Regions from separate parts of the Homo sapiens genome. Here all the other regions are linked to region 1. The links are chromatin contacts, found by Hi-C or POLR2A ChIA-PET in ENCODE. All regions are on one chromosome and are shown on one strand. The core of a region is the stretch at or near the end of the contact, and the rest is flanking DNA. Distances in the headings are between cores, read along the strand shown. Region 1 overlaps JARID2 (jumonji and AT-rich interaction domain containing 2). Region 2 has its middle 450 kb from the start of LINC01108. Region 3 has its middle 33 kb from the start of GMPR. Region 4 has its middle 400 kb from the start of JARID2-DT.

The links. A loop is a pair of places that touch in the nucleus more often than their neighbours do. ChIA-PET counts read pairs that join two places held with the same protein, here RNA polymerase II (POLR2A). Pooled maps may share reads with other maps.
Region 2: a pooled map shows a loop between it and region 1 (4-fold over the local background). The contact joins two enhancer-like sites. A Hi-C loop is called at or near these places in 2 of 37 single-sample maps with no recorded cell type and 8 of 50 pooled maps.
Region 3: a map of CD4-positive, alpha-beta memory T cell shows a loop between it and region 1 (10-fold over the local background). The contact joins two enhancer-like sites. A Hi-C loop is called at or near these places in 3 of 168 maps with a recorded cell type or tissue (CD4-positive, alpha-beta memory T cell, chondrocyte and naive thymus-derived CD4-positive, alpha-beta T cell), 6 of 37 single-sample maps with no recorded cell type and 11 of 50 pooled maps. POLR2A ChIA-PET finds 5 or more read pairs at or near these places in 1 of 52 experiments (activated CD4-positive, alpha-beta T cell).
Region 4: a pooled map shows a loop between it and region 1 (10-fold over the local background). The contact joins two enhancer-like sites. A Hi-C loop is called at or near these places in 4 of 50 pooled maps. POLR2A ChIA-PET finds 5 or more read pairs at or near these places in 2 of 52 experiments (PC-3 and PC-9).

The regions. Positions count from the first base shown.
Region 1 is chr6:15,489,995-15,493,032 of GRCh38, reverse strand. The region is part of intron 6 of JARID2 (jumonji and AT-rich interaction domain containing 2); the gene reads right to left. Among named protein-coding and RNA genes, the nearest start is that of DTNBP1-AS1, 55 kb to the left of the region's middle. RefSeq lists an enhancer at 842-1,343. Within about 2 kb of position 1,457, at least 8 of the 41 ENCODE cell types and tissues checked have a DNase peak (open chromatin) inside an H3K27ac peak, as active enhancers do.
Region 2 is chr6:14,733,475-14,736,512 of GRCh38, reverse strand. No RefSeq gene overlaps it. Among named protein-coding and RNA genes, the nearest start is that of LINC01108, 450 kb to the right of the region's middle. RefSeq lists a silencer at 112-191 and an enhancer at 2,465-3,038. Within about 2 kb of position 1,577, at least 8 of the 41 ENCODE cell types and tissues checked have a DNase peak (open chromatin) inside an H3K27ac peak, as active enhancers do.
Region 3 is chr6:16,203,878-16,206,915 of GRCh38, reverse strand. It overlaps the pseudogene RNU6-1114P. Among named protein-coding and RNA genes, the nearest start is that of GMPR, 33 kb to the left of the region's middle. RefSeq lists enhancers at 882-1,091, 1,302-1,391. Within about 2 kb of position 1,406, at least 9 of the 41 ENCODE cell types and tissues checked have a DNase peak (open chromatin) inside an H3K27ac peak, as active enhancers do.
Region 4 is chr6:14,840,487-14,843,524 of GRCh38, reverse strand. No RefSeq gene overlaps it. Among named protein-coding and RNA genes, the nearest start is that of JARID2-DT, 400 kb to the left of the region's middle. Within about 2 kb of position 1,589, at least 2 of the 41 ENCODE cell types and tissues checked have a DNase peak (open chromatin) inside an H3K27ac peak, as active enhancers do.

The DNA of each region.
Region 1 (3,038 bases), core at 208-2,707:
CAATGGCAAAAGGAACACCTTGTTTACATCTTTCTGAAAACCTAAATACTGAATTATTGGCAAGGTATACATTCAAATAACTTGCTTTATGAGAGAAATGAGTTGCAATATTTTCCTTCTTATTATAGGAGTTATCTTCAACAGTATCCACCCAGATATCACACACGCATGCCCATATAACAAGCTCAAAGACTAGATGGATCTCACCCACAACACAGACCAGCGAAGTTCAAACAATTACGAAGACTGAAAAAGGCAAGTGTCACTGGCCATCTTCCTCCTCGAAACCCAGAGGGTCCGTGTTCTATGCCCACCACGAGAGGCCACAGGGGAGCTGAAAAGCTAACATAGGAAGCCCCTTAAGCTGCTCCATGTGTCCTAAAAGGGAGAAATAAAACAGAACCAACAACCCAGCCAGCACCACCATTGTGGGGAAACCTGGGACCCACCAATCTAACAAAAGGACACCCCTTTTCCTGGCCTGGACTTGTCTATAAGGAGCCAACACTTAATCAGTACAAAAGGAAACAGAAGAATGGAGGAAGGCATTGTCTTACCTTGTTACCGAAGGTCTCCCTCAACCCACCTCTGTATCAATTAAAACCACACAGCCCCAGTTATGCAGCCAGTGCACTACAAGGAAGGCCACCGCTGCACGTCCTGAGGGATTCCACAGAAGAGCACACACAGGAAGTCATCTGAACTCACTGAAGAATTAGCGCCGACGTGGGCTACAGCAGGACCCTCCATTGAATGACAATACATTTCAGCTGAGCAGCTTTATACATAAGTGCTTGAAGTTACTCCTTCTCTCAGCTCTGTTGTGGATTTCTGGCTTCTCAGCCCATTGCCCCCAGCCCCCAACCCAGCTCTGCAGAAAGTGAGGTGTCTGCAGCGTGTGCTCCTTGGCCCACAGCCATCCGTCACCTGTATCTCAGGTGATCCCAGGCACACGGCCATGAGATATTAAAGCAATCCCTCCTAGTCATAAGAGAATGGTTTCAATTTAACAGGCAAGGTTGAGAGCATTTTCAAGTTACGTTCGGCCAGATGAGTACTGGCAACAATACCTCATTCTTCTTGCAGAAGGGATATAAGGTGAGAGATATGAAAGTCCAGGACATCAAACGTTCCTACCTGACTTTGTTCTTAATAACAGAAATTCCATCTTAAAAACTGTACCCAATCCACACTCTGTGTGCTTGCTTTAAGAATATAAAATCTCTCCCCTCCATCCTTATGGGTTTTTCTCCACCCCACCACCGACACACACAATATTTAAATCAACTCAGTATGATGACAGATGAAAAGGAGAAACATGCACTTCCAAGGCAGAGCAGAAGATGAGAAATGACTCTGATGTTTTTGGTTAACTAAGCAAAAATGTTTTAGTCGTTCAAGATTATGACGCTGTCCTCAGTTCAACCTCAGATTCACTGGCAAGTTCTTCTTCTCCACGAGAGGGAGCCGTTGAGCCGAGGCCTCTGCCAGCCTTTCAAAACAGAACCAGAGGCCCAGAGAGAGAAACAGTTGGTGGCTGGGGGTAGTCCATTTGCACTTTAAAACTTGAATCAAAAACAAAGAGCCTAAACAGAAGCGAAATGCACTGGACAGACAGTGAGTTATGGAAGGGGAGGAGCAGCCTGCTCAAACACTGACCGCAGCAGCAGATGGGCAGGAGCCTCCTAGCCAAGGCCAAGGCCAAGGCAAATGTGCTCTAAAAGAGATGCCTGGGTTCCACTGGGCAATCTAGATGTACCTATAACCTCTCCTCCCACTGAAGGCAATGTAACTGAGTCACAAATACCCCACCACCAGCAAGTGCAATTCAAATGACAAAATAATGTCATGAGAAGAAAACCTTTAACTTTTTTAAAAACTAATATGATTTTCTATGTTTCCTTCTCAATAGCCGTATTTTCCAGAACTTTAAAAGAATATTCTCAATTCCTTGGCCCTCTCTGAATCTTACTAGGGCAGGATTTTTCTGCAAGGCTTGTACATTTTCATATGAAAACCTCTTCAGTGACAGTAGCCTATAGCTCAATGGAAGGTCCTGCAAAACCAGTGGGATTAGCCAGTTGATCATTTTCTTCTCACACTCAGCCTCAGCGTAAGAAATGAGAATCACATGTGGCCACATCTGGTTCAATATCCTGGCTTACAAACCACACAAATTTCTACACAAGTACAAAACCTGCTCATGACTCTCTTGGAAAACTAATACTTCAAAACCCTTGCTAGAAATAAAGCTCGTCTGTTGGACTATCCTAAACTTGTTACTTTCTGTCACTGCATGTAAGCAGAAGTACTACTGCAGGAAAGCAACAGAAAAACACCATTTGCTCCTTGGTGAGACCCTTACCATACAACCAAATTATTACCCAGGGGCACTCCCAGCCCCATGACAATGCAATGTTATACAGGCATGTGCATTCCATGACAAAGACAGCTCATTTGGTATAATCGAGAGTAAACGGCCGGGGCCAGAGCCCTCTCACCAAGAAAAAGGCTTAGGTGAAGTACGCACTGGTGTGTTCTAACTCTCGGGTTCTAGGGACTCCATAAATCGCACACACTATCAAATGGCATTGCCCAGTTCGCACGAGGGGAAGTGGTTTTAGACTTGGAAGACAGGTGCATGCACCCACACAGTTCATTATAGCAAGCAGAGCAAAGGCACTTCTCGGCAGCACCCCCTAAAAATTACATTCCTCCACATTTCAATACAGTCACATTTATGCTTTTAAGCTGAACAATAACAAAAAAAAATCCACATATCATATTTGAAATGAAAGATCAGAGTATCCTCTGGGCCCATATCTTTCATGCAGTTGAAAAGATGAAAGGTCACAGTCTAATCACTTGTATCAAGCAGTCACAAGGGAATCTACAATTTGCTTTTACTGACCTTATTTTCAGAGTACTTAACTAATAGGATCTGAGGGTTTGAAAATTTTCCTTTTATTTCTCACAATGTCCCTGGTATAAGGAGTTGGCCAGACTGGCTCCAAAGGAATAATAGGGCCCAGGAAGGT
Region 2 (3,038 bases), core at 328-2,827, 760 kb after region 1:
ACTCTGAAAGTAATGATGTTCAGCTTTCTTGCTCTAGAGGAATGATTCAGGTAAAGCCCCACTGAGGGCAAAAGGTAATCTGTACCAGGTTTCAGAGTTACCAGTGTAATCAATCAAAATGTGTCATTAAGCCCCTGGCTGCGTGTTCTCCAAATGGAGTCAGTAACACCCAACCCTTAAGCTTATGGGTTAGGGGGACCTCCCCACCCCTCCCTTCTGTTTCACTTTGATGGGGTCCACCTTGGATAAACTCTCTGGTGCTAAAAAAGTACTGAGAAGTGACAGAAAGTTGCTTCACATCTACTCTATTTTTCAAGAAAAACATTACTATTTTCTCTGAATATGGAACCACCCCAGTGCTTCTGTGAAGTGGAGCTGGGTTATTCAGAGGCCCTTTCTGGTTTTATCTTGTCTTTCACACACTTGGCAGGACAGGTATTCTGATCTCCAGTGCATAACTGAGGACAGAGCACATGGAGGGCAAGAGACCTTGAATAACTATAGAGCTGCTTAACTCAGCACTGGGATAGGAATTCAGGACTCCCTACTCAAGGTCTGTGCCTCTAGCACTAGTCCACACCAAGGGCATTTCCTTAACGGTGGAGATTTTCTTCATGAGTACATTCATTCCCCTCAGACTTAAAAGTTGTCACAAATCCCAAAACTATACAAAGCATGAGCATGGCATTGGTGGCTGTGTGTGTGTGTGTGTGTGTGTGTGTGTGTGTGTGTGTGTATGTGCGCTGGGGGCAAGGGACCTCAACCCCACAGAGACTTAGCCTTACCTGTTGTAGGTAGCTGATGGGAACATTTGTTCCCTGCTGTCCTTGTTTCTATTGGGGACATGTTTCCATTGAGTAAATCCCCTGGCCGCCTGCATCCTCTCTCTCCTTCACTTCATTGGAGGAAGAGGAACTTCAGTCGGCCTGGGAGAAGCAATGGAAGATGTACGCCTCACCTATTCCTTTCTCTCTGGGAAGAGCCTGAGGAAAGTAAACATCCTCTGCCCCTCCAAGCCTTAACTTTTAAGTGGTAAATCTCCATGTTGCAAAGTTTCTGTTTGCCATCAGTGGTACAATATTAACAAGCCCAAGGACCTGAAATGATAGCCACCAACCAAGACTTTGTCAACTTAAAAGAATGGTGATATTTTCCCTCTATCTGCCTGATTCCTATTCCTCTTAATTGGCTCAGAAGTTGGGCAGGAAAGAGGGGTCCTATTTATTGGGTACCCTAAAACCCCAACATAAGGGAAGTCTTTTCTGGTTTCCTCTGGGAAACCTTAGGTTCAACAGTGGCCTGTTGTGGATAAAGATCTACTCTTGGGGGTGACCAAGGATTTGGGGGCAGGAATTTGGAATGAGAACCCAGGCAAGCTGAACTAAAATGCTAACTGGGCAAGGGTGTCCTGTCTCCAGTTTGATGACCAAGGGAAGGTCCTGACTCACTTGGGGCTTATGAAGGGTAACAAGGGGGACTTCTCAGTAAATCAACCACTCACTCTTCATGTGACAGTAAAAGCAGTCATGGAACAAACAAACTTCCTGCCAAGGCTCCTTCTTGTTACCGCAAACTTTCAAGTGTGAGTAACCATGTGAGCAAGGGGGAACCCAATAATTACTAGAATAATTCCTTTGTGTGTGCTGAAGTTCAGTTCATATCTGACCTCCCCAGCCAAAAGTAATCTCTCTTCTCCAGACTTCTACGTCCAGTATCTGGAACTTGCATTTGAGACTTACTATTCCTGACTGGCTTTATTATTTGCTTAGTCATTGTGGTGGTGGTTCTTGCTTTTTGTGCATTTTATCTCCAGTCCCAAAGATTTTAAGTTTATTAGGCATAAGGACCATGTCGTATATCTCCTTGTATTTTCCCTGACCATTCAAGGGCCTAGCATAACATTTACTTGCATTTGGAAGTGTGGAAATAAATGAAGACCAACCAAATAAGAATAAGCACAGGCTGTTTATTCAGAGCTACTATCGTTTGTGTTTTGGCAGAGACTCAAATGCGGGCAGAGGAGTGGGAAAACTTCATAGTAGAAAAAAGGGAGGCTCCAGGTATGTGCTGATTGGAGGCTGTTGGTGTGGGAAGCTGGAGGTGGTTCACTAGAAGCACAGATGCCTATGTGATTGCTTAGGGTGCATATTTGCCTTTCTCTGGTTTGTCCTAAGTTGGAAGCAGGGACAAAAATCAGGGAGGCTGTCCATTGTCAGTCAAGTTCTGGCCATTTGGAGCTGATTCTTACAGGGGTTATTGTTTGGCTTCCTAACTTGTTGATAGAGATAGTGGTTAGACTTCTAGAGGTCTGGCTGATGATAGCAGGCTGGCTTCCTGGGCCGATTGCTGTTGCTAATGGGTTGGTGTCCTGGGCTGGCTGCTGTAGATTGTAGGTTGGAGTTGTTTTTAATTATGGCTTGGCCGTTGTCCATTTGTATATTCAGTCTCTTGGTGAGTATCAATAAATCTTGCTTGATTAACTAATAGATTGTTCTGACTATGGGTTGAAGCATGCCCTTTGAATTAATATTATTTCTCTTTCTCCTCACTGCTTGATCAACTGTTTGACAGGTATTCTCCATTTGATTTTTATAACATGACCTTAGAAATAGCGCAAGGGAGAAGGAAACTTGCTCCATTTTTGCTCCTTTTCTTAATTACCTCTTTACAGACCCTATCTCCGAATAGAGTTACTGTCTGAGGCTCTAAGGGTTAGGGCTTCAACATTTGAAGTTTGGGAGGCAGTGGGGCATAATTCCCCATCATACTCTTTGAGGGCCTCATTTAACTGAATATGCTCAGATCTATCTCAACTCAAACACACTCTGAGCCTTTGGCCTGGATGCATCCAAAAGAAGTGAGTAGAATGCTCAGGTGGCCTGTGACTTGCCGTGATTCACTGACCAAACACGAAGGAAGTGGAGCAGATGGTCACGCCATTAGAAGGCAGTCTCTCCTCAGGGAAGTCAGTCTCGTGGATTCCAGTGGCCCTGAGAATCACGATGCTAGTCTTCAAAAGAATAAGAAAGACCGATAAA
Region 3 (3,038 bases), core at 157-2,656, 710 kb before region 1:
ATCCGTACTCATTATTTCTTCCTGGCCTTAGATGTCAGCAGCCTATTTTAATTCACTTAAACCTTCATGTGTCACATCCTGTCTGGACCTCAGGGTTTCTGGAAGAAACAGAAAATAGGATTCAAATAGCCAGGCTTCCGGTCTGGAATAAGGATGCTGTGGTGTAGTGTGCTGTGTTTACCACTAGAGGGCACCTTTTCCCTTGCTTTGGAATCGAGTTTTTCAGAAACTGGAGTTTGCAATCCTCTGTATCTGTCCCTGTGTCCACACGTTAGTAAATTTTTGGTGGCTCAAATGAAATGCTCTTCCCGTACAACAATGGCACTCTGCAATCCTTAACAGATGTGATTGCTGATGGGGATAGTTACAATTCATTCTAGTCAATTAAGAGGAAATTGATGAGGGTGATACTGCCCAGGGGTGAGCAGAAAGAAGTCTAAATGTTTGGATTGGAAAAGGACTAAGAAGAGCTAATACCCTATGCTTTGGTTGTCTGCTTTAGAAGGAAAGCGTTCAGAATAATAATATGATTTAACAAGACAAATAGGGCAGACATATAGGATAAGCCTCATCCTACACAGGTGTGTAGCTAGCAGCCACCTGGTACATTCAAATTCTACTGAGGAAGAAAGGCAGACAAATACTGGGTTTAAAATATCTATCTGGCCAGATTCAGTAACTCAGACCTGTAATTCCAACACTTTGGGACACCAAGGTGGGTGGACCACTTGAGCCCAGGAGTTCAAGACCAGCCTCGATAACATGGCGAGACTTCATCTCTACAAAAAGTACAAAAATTAGCCAGGTGTAGTGGCACACACTTGTAGTTTCCACTCTTTGGGAGGCCAAAGCAGGAGGATTGCTGGAGGGTGGGAGGTGGAGGCTGCAGTGAGATGTGTCACATCACTGCACTCCTGAGGCACTGGGCGGGGCTCAGCAGCTTGTTACAATGTTTATTTTAATTAGATTCTAGCAATTGCAGCCTGTGCAGTGTAGATGTCCTAGGGCTGCCATTGTCTGCCATTCAGGGAACTTGGAATTAGAGCTCTTTGCAGAGATCTTGTGGGCATTAGGGAGAGGAGAAGAGGGGATGGAGTTATGTTTGAAAGTATGAGGAGCCAGTGGAAAAGCTAGGTTCTTGACTATGCCTGATTGGCCAATGACATGGCCACAGTTTGGTAACTGGCTGTGCAGATCCAGATTCTGGGTAGCAACAGCCCTGTACATCTGGCAACACTATGGCGTGTCTCTGTGGCAGCTTATTTTGAGCGTCACGGCTATTACCCAGAGTCAGGAGTAATGTCTTTCATTCTGAGACATCTAAACCCCCAACCACAGGCATGTTTTCTTCCAGGGCAGAGGGCAAATGCAATTACATCTGTGACCAATTTGCACAGCTGGGAGCTCAGCCTCCTGACAGAAACATTTATTTGAGATTCAAGTCTCTAGGGAGCTGGGTCACCAGACAGGAAGTAAGGTCCAGCAAGCATGTGTTGTCTACTATGTGAATGCTTGTTAGGCTGGGCCAGGAGAACAAAACAAAACAACACAAAATGTCAACTTAAGCTTTTAGAAGCAAAAAATCAGCCTTTTCTGTCTACAAACCAGGTTTCTCAGGGCATAGAGGAAAATAAGAATATCCAAATAAGACGGTTGCCATTGACCCCAGTACAAACATAGCATGCACATGGGACATGGAACTCGTGGAAGGGGCAGCTGCCTGGGAGTCAAAGTCCTGGTTTCCAGTTGTGGTTCTACCACTGTGAACTGTGGCATCCTGGGCAAGTCACTTTGCTCAGGCTTTTTATTTTGCAGGATTTTTGTGTCATTCTTGCTCAGAGGCCATGGTAGTCTTCTCCGTATCATTCCAATTTTTAGTATATGTGCTGCTGAAACGAGCACTTTTTTCTTTCTTGCTTGCTTGCTTTTTTTTTTTTTTTTTTTTTTTTTTTTTTGAGACTGGGTCTCACTCTGTCACCCAGGCTGGAGTGCAGTGGTGCGATCACAGCTCACTGCAGCTTTGACCTCCCAGGCTCATGCAATCCTTCCATCAGCCTCCCCAGTAGCTGGAACTACAGGCCTTTTCTGGAGCTGGAAGATAAAGAAAACCAACATGAAAGCATTGAATAGACAAATCCAGAGACCAGCCTAATGATTCTATTTAGTATTTACCCACAGGACAATGTCTCTGGATTGTATTTATTTATATTGTCTCCCAATGGCTTTATTGAGACATAATTCACAGATCATACAATTCACCAATTTAGAATGTACAAGTCAGTGGCTTTTCATATATTCATAGAGTTGTGCAGCCATCATCACACCAATTTTAAAACATTTTTATAACCCAAAAAAGAAACCTGCCACACTCCTTATTTATCAGCCATCACTCCTCAGGGCCTTCCCTGATTCCTTCCAGCCTTAGGCAACCAATGATCTACTCTCTGTTTCTACAGATTTGCCTATTCTGGACATTTCTTATAAATGGAATAATACAATATGTTGTCTTTAGTGACTGGCTTCCTTCACTTAGTGACTGATTTCCTTCACTTAGCATAATCTTTTCAAAGTTCATCCATACCGTAGCATGTATCAGTACTTCGTTTCTTTTTACTTCCAAAAAGTATACAATTATATGGAAATACCATACTGTGTTTATTCATTTGTCCATTGATGGACATTTGGGCCGTTTCTACCTTTTAGCTCTTATGAACAATATTCTGTGAACACTGGTGGACAAGTTTATGTGTGAACATATGTTTTCATTTCTTTTGGGTATATACCTAAGAATAGAGTTGCTGGCTCATACAGTAACTTTGTGTTTAACCTTTCATGTAACTGCCAGACTGCTTTCGAAGGCAGCTGCACCACTTTATTTTATTTTAAAAAATATGTTTATTTTAGATTCAGGGAGTACATGTACAGGTTTGTTACATGTATATATTGCATGATGCTGATTTGGGTTTCTGCTGAACCCATCACCTAAATACTGAACATAGTACCTAACAGGTAGTTTTTCAACCCTTGCCTCCCATCCT
Region 4 (3,038 bases), core at 340-2,839, 650 kb after region 1:
TTGAAGAGTGTACGTTACTTGAAACTCTCTTTTTTGGTTCCTCTGTCATCACTTTTTCTTGGTTTTCTTGATACTTCTCAGAACAATATTTTTGACTCCCTACAGGGCTCCTTTTCTCTCTATCCCTTCCTTCTTTTCCTTTCTTTCCTTTTCTTTTCTTTCTTTCTTTTTTGACAGGGTCCCACTCTGTCACTCAGCCTGGAGTGCAGGGGCACGATCATGGCTCACTGCAGCCTCTACCTCCTGGGCTCAATCCATCCTCCCACCTCAGTCTCCTGAGTAGCTAGGACCACAAGGTACATGCCACCATGCCTTGCTAATTTTTTTTTTTTTTTTGGATGGAGTTTTGCTTTTGTTACCCAGGCTGGAGTGCAGTAGTGCAATCTTGGCTTAGTGCAACCTCCACCTTCTGGGTTCAAGCGATTGTCCTGCCTCAGCCTCCCAAGTAGCTGGGATTACAGATGCCTGCCACCACACCCAGCTAATTTTTTGTATTTTTAGTAGAGACGGGGTTTCATCATGTTGGCCAGGCTGGTCTCGGACTCCTGACTTCAGGTGATCTGCCTGCCTCGGCCTCCCAAAGTGCTGGGATTACAGGCATGAGCCACCATGCCTGGCCTTTTTTGCATTTTTTGTCAAAGTCTCACTGTGTTGCCCAGGCTGGTCTTGAACTCCTGTGCTCAAGTGATCCTCCTGTCTCGGCCTCCCAACGTGTTGGGATTACAGGCAAGAGCCACCATGTCCATTGTTTCTCAACCCTTTAATCTTTTTTTTTTTTGGAATTCCATCCTTGGTTTTGTTTCCTACTCACTCTATTCTCTCTTCCTAAGTGATCTTATTCACTGGATGGTTTTAATTACTGGAAAATAAATTCTATGTGGGTTGAGATTTTATCTTCTTCACAGCTATATTTCCAGCACCCAGAAGAGTACCTAGTGTATCGTGGGTGCTCAGTAAAGAGTTTTTAAGAGGTTGAATGAATTGCCATTCATAGGCACAATCTAAATGTAACCCTAATAAAACCTAGTTGCCTTGAGTCCAGCTTAACACAGTGCAAATTAAAAGGAAACATAAATTTGACTACAGAATAAAGTATTTGTGAGTGCAGATGGGTAGAGCCTTTCTGGAAGGCAATCTGGCAATTCTTAGTTAAAATAAGTATGTGTACACTCTATGACTCAGTACTCACTTTCCTACTTATAAATCACAGAAAAAAAAATCTCCTATGGGTCTATAAAAGAACATGAATGAGGATGTTCATTCCAGTGTTATTTGTGGAAAAGAGAGTTGGAAGCAATTTGAACATCCTTCACTGAGGAATGTCAAATGAAATGTGGCAGATGTATAATAGGGACACCATGAAGCAATCGGAAGCAACTGGAATGAATAGCATGTAAACACAGCAGCACACATCAACCTCGAAAACATTGTTTCGTGGGATGAGGTAAGAAACATAATGCTCTCTTTTGCACAATGTCACTTACGTAAATTTAAAACATGCACAGCGGGTCGGGTGTGGGTGTGGTGGCTCACGCCTGTAATCCTAGCACTTTGGGAGGGCAAGGTGGGCGGATTGCTTGAGGTCAAGAGTTTGAGAACAGCTTGGCCAACATGGTGAAACCTCATCTCTACTAAAAATAGAAAAATTAGCTGGGTGTGATGACACATGCCTGTAATGCCAGCTACTCGGGAGGCTGAGGCAGGAGAATCACTTGGACCCAGGAGGCAGAGAGGTTGCAGTGAGCCTAGATTGCACCACTGCACTTCAGCCTGGGCAACAGAGCCAAACTCCATCTCAAGACCAGCCAGGCCAACATGATGAAACCCCATCTCTACTAGAAAAAAAAAAATACAAAAATTACCTAGACGTGGTGGCAGGTGCCTGTAGTCCCAGCTACTCGGGAGGCTGAGGCAGGAGAATTGCTTGAACTTGGGAAGCGGAGGTTGCAGTGAGCCAAGATCGCACCATTGCACTCCAGCCTGAGCAACAAAAGCAAAACTCCTCCTCAAGAAAACAAAAACAAAAAAACACAGAGCTGCAGAAAATATTCTAGCTCATGGTTTGAGTGCTATTTACATAGGTGTATACATACATGTAAATTCAACAAGCTGCATACTTAAGGTTATTTTGCTTTACTGTATCCATGTTATACCTGAATAAAAAATTAAAAAGTGCACATGAAATATTATATATAAGAAAAATTAACGAAATAGAAGGATACACATCAAACACATTAGAAAATGGCTTGTAGTGGGGAGGATGGAGATAAAAGGGAATGAATGAATAAATAAGTTAAAGAATTTCTTTTTAAAAATCAAAAATGGAGTTTTGCATGAACCAACATGAGAATGTGCCCTGGACTGAGAAGTCTGAGGTCTCTTCCATATATTTCATCTATTTGTCTATGAGTCTATCTATGGAATTATCTACACATTTTGTTGATGGTTCCCCAAACCATCCACAGCCCTACTCTCTTGTCTCAAGTCCAATTCTACATCTCCTGTTGCCTGTTAGGCACCCCGAACTGGAAGCTCTTGATTTGTGTCTTAAACACTAAAAACAGAACAAAACAAAACAAAACAAACAAAACCCCAAACCAAAAACACAACGTTAACTTCCTTGAGAGATGGTCTTTGCCAGCATATTGAAATCCTGCTTACTGCAGGAATCTAGGCATCTCTCCATATGCTCTAGGTTGGAGCAAAATTTTAGACCAGCAGCACCGGCATCACCTGAAAGCTTATCAGTAATGCAACATCTTAGGCCCCACCCCAGACTTACTGAATCACAACTCTTTTTTTTTTTTTTTTTTTTTTTTCTGAGACGGAGTCTCGGTCTGTCGCCCAGGCTGGAGTGCAGTGGCGCAATCTCTGCTCACTGCAAGCTCCGCCTCCCAGGTTCACACCATTCTCCTGCCTCAGCCTCCAAAGTAGCTGGGACTACAGGCGCCCGCCACCACGCCGGCTAATTTTTTTTTTTTTTGTATTTTTAGTAGAGACGGGGTTTCACCGTGTTAGCCAGGATGGTCTCGATTTCC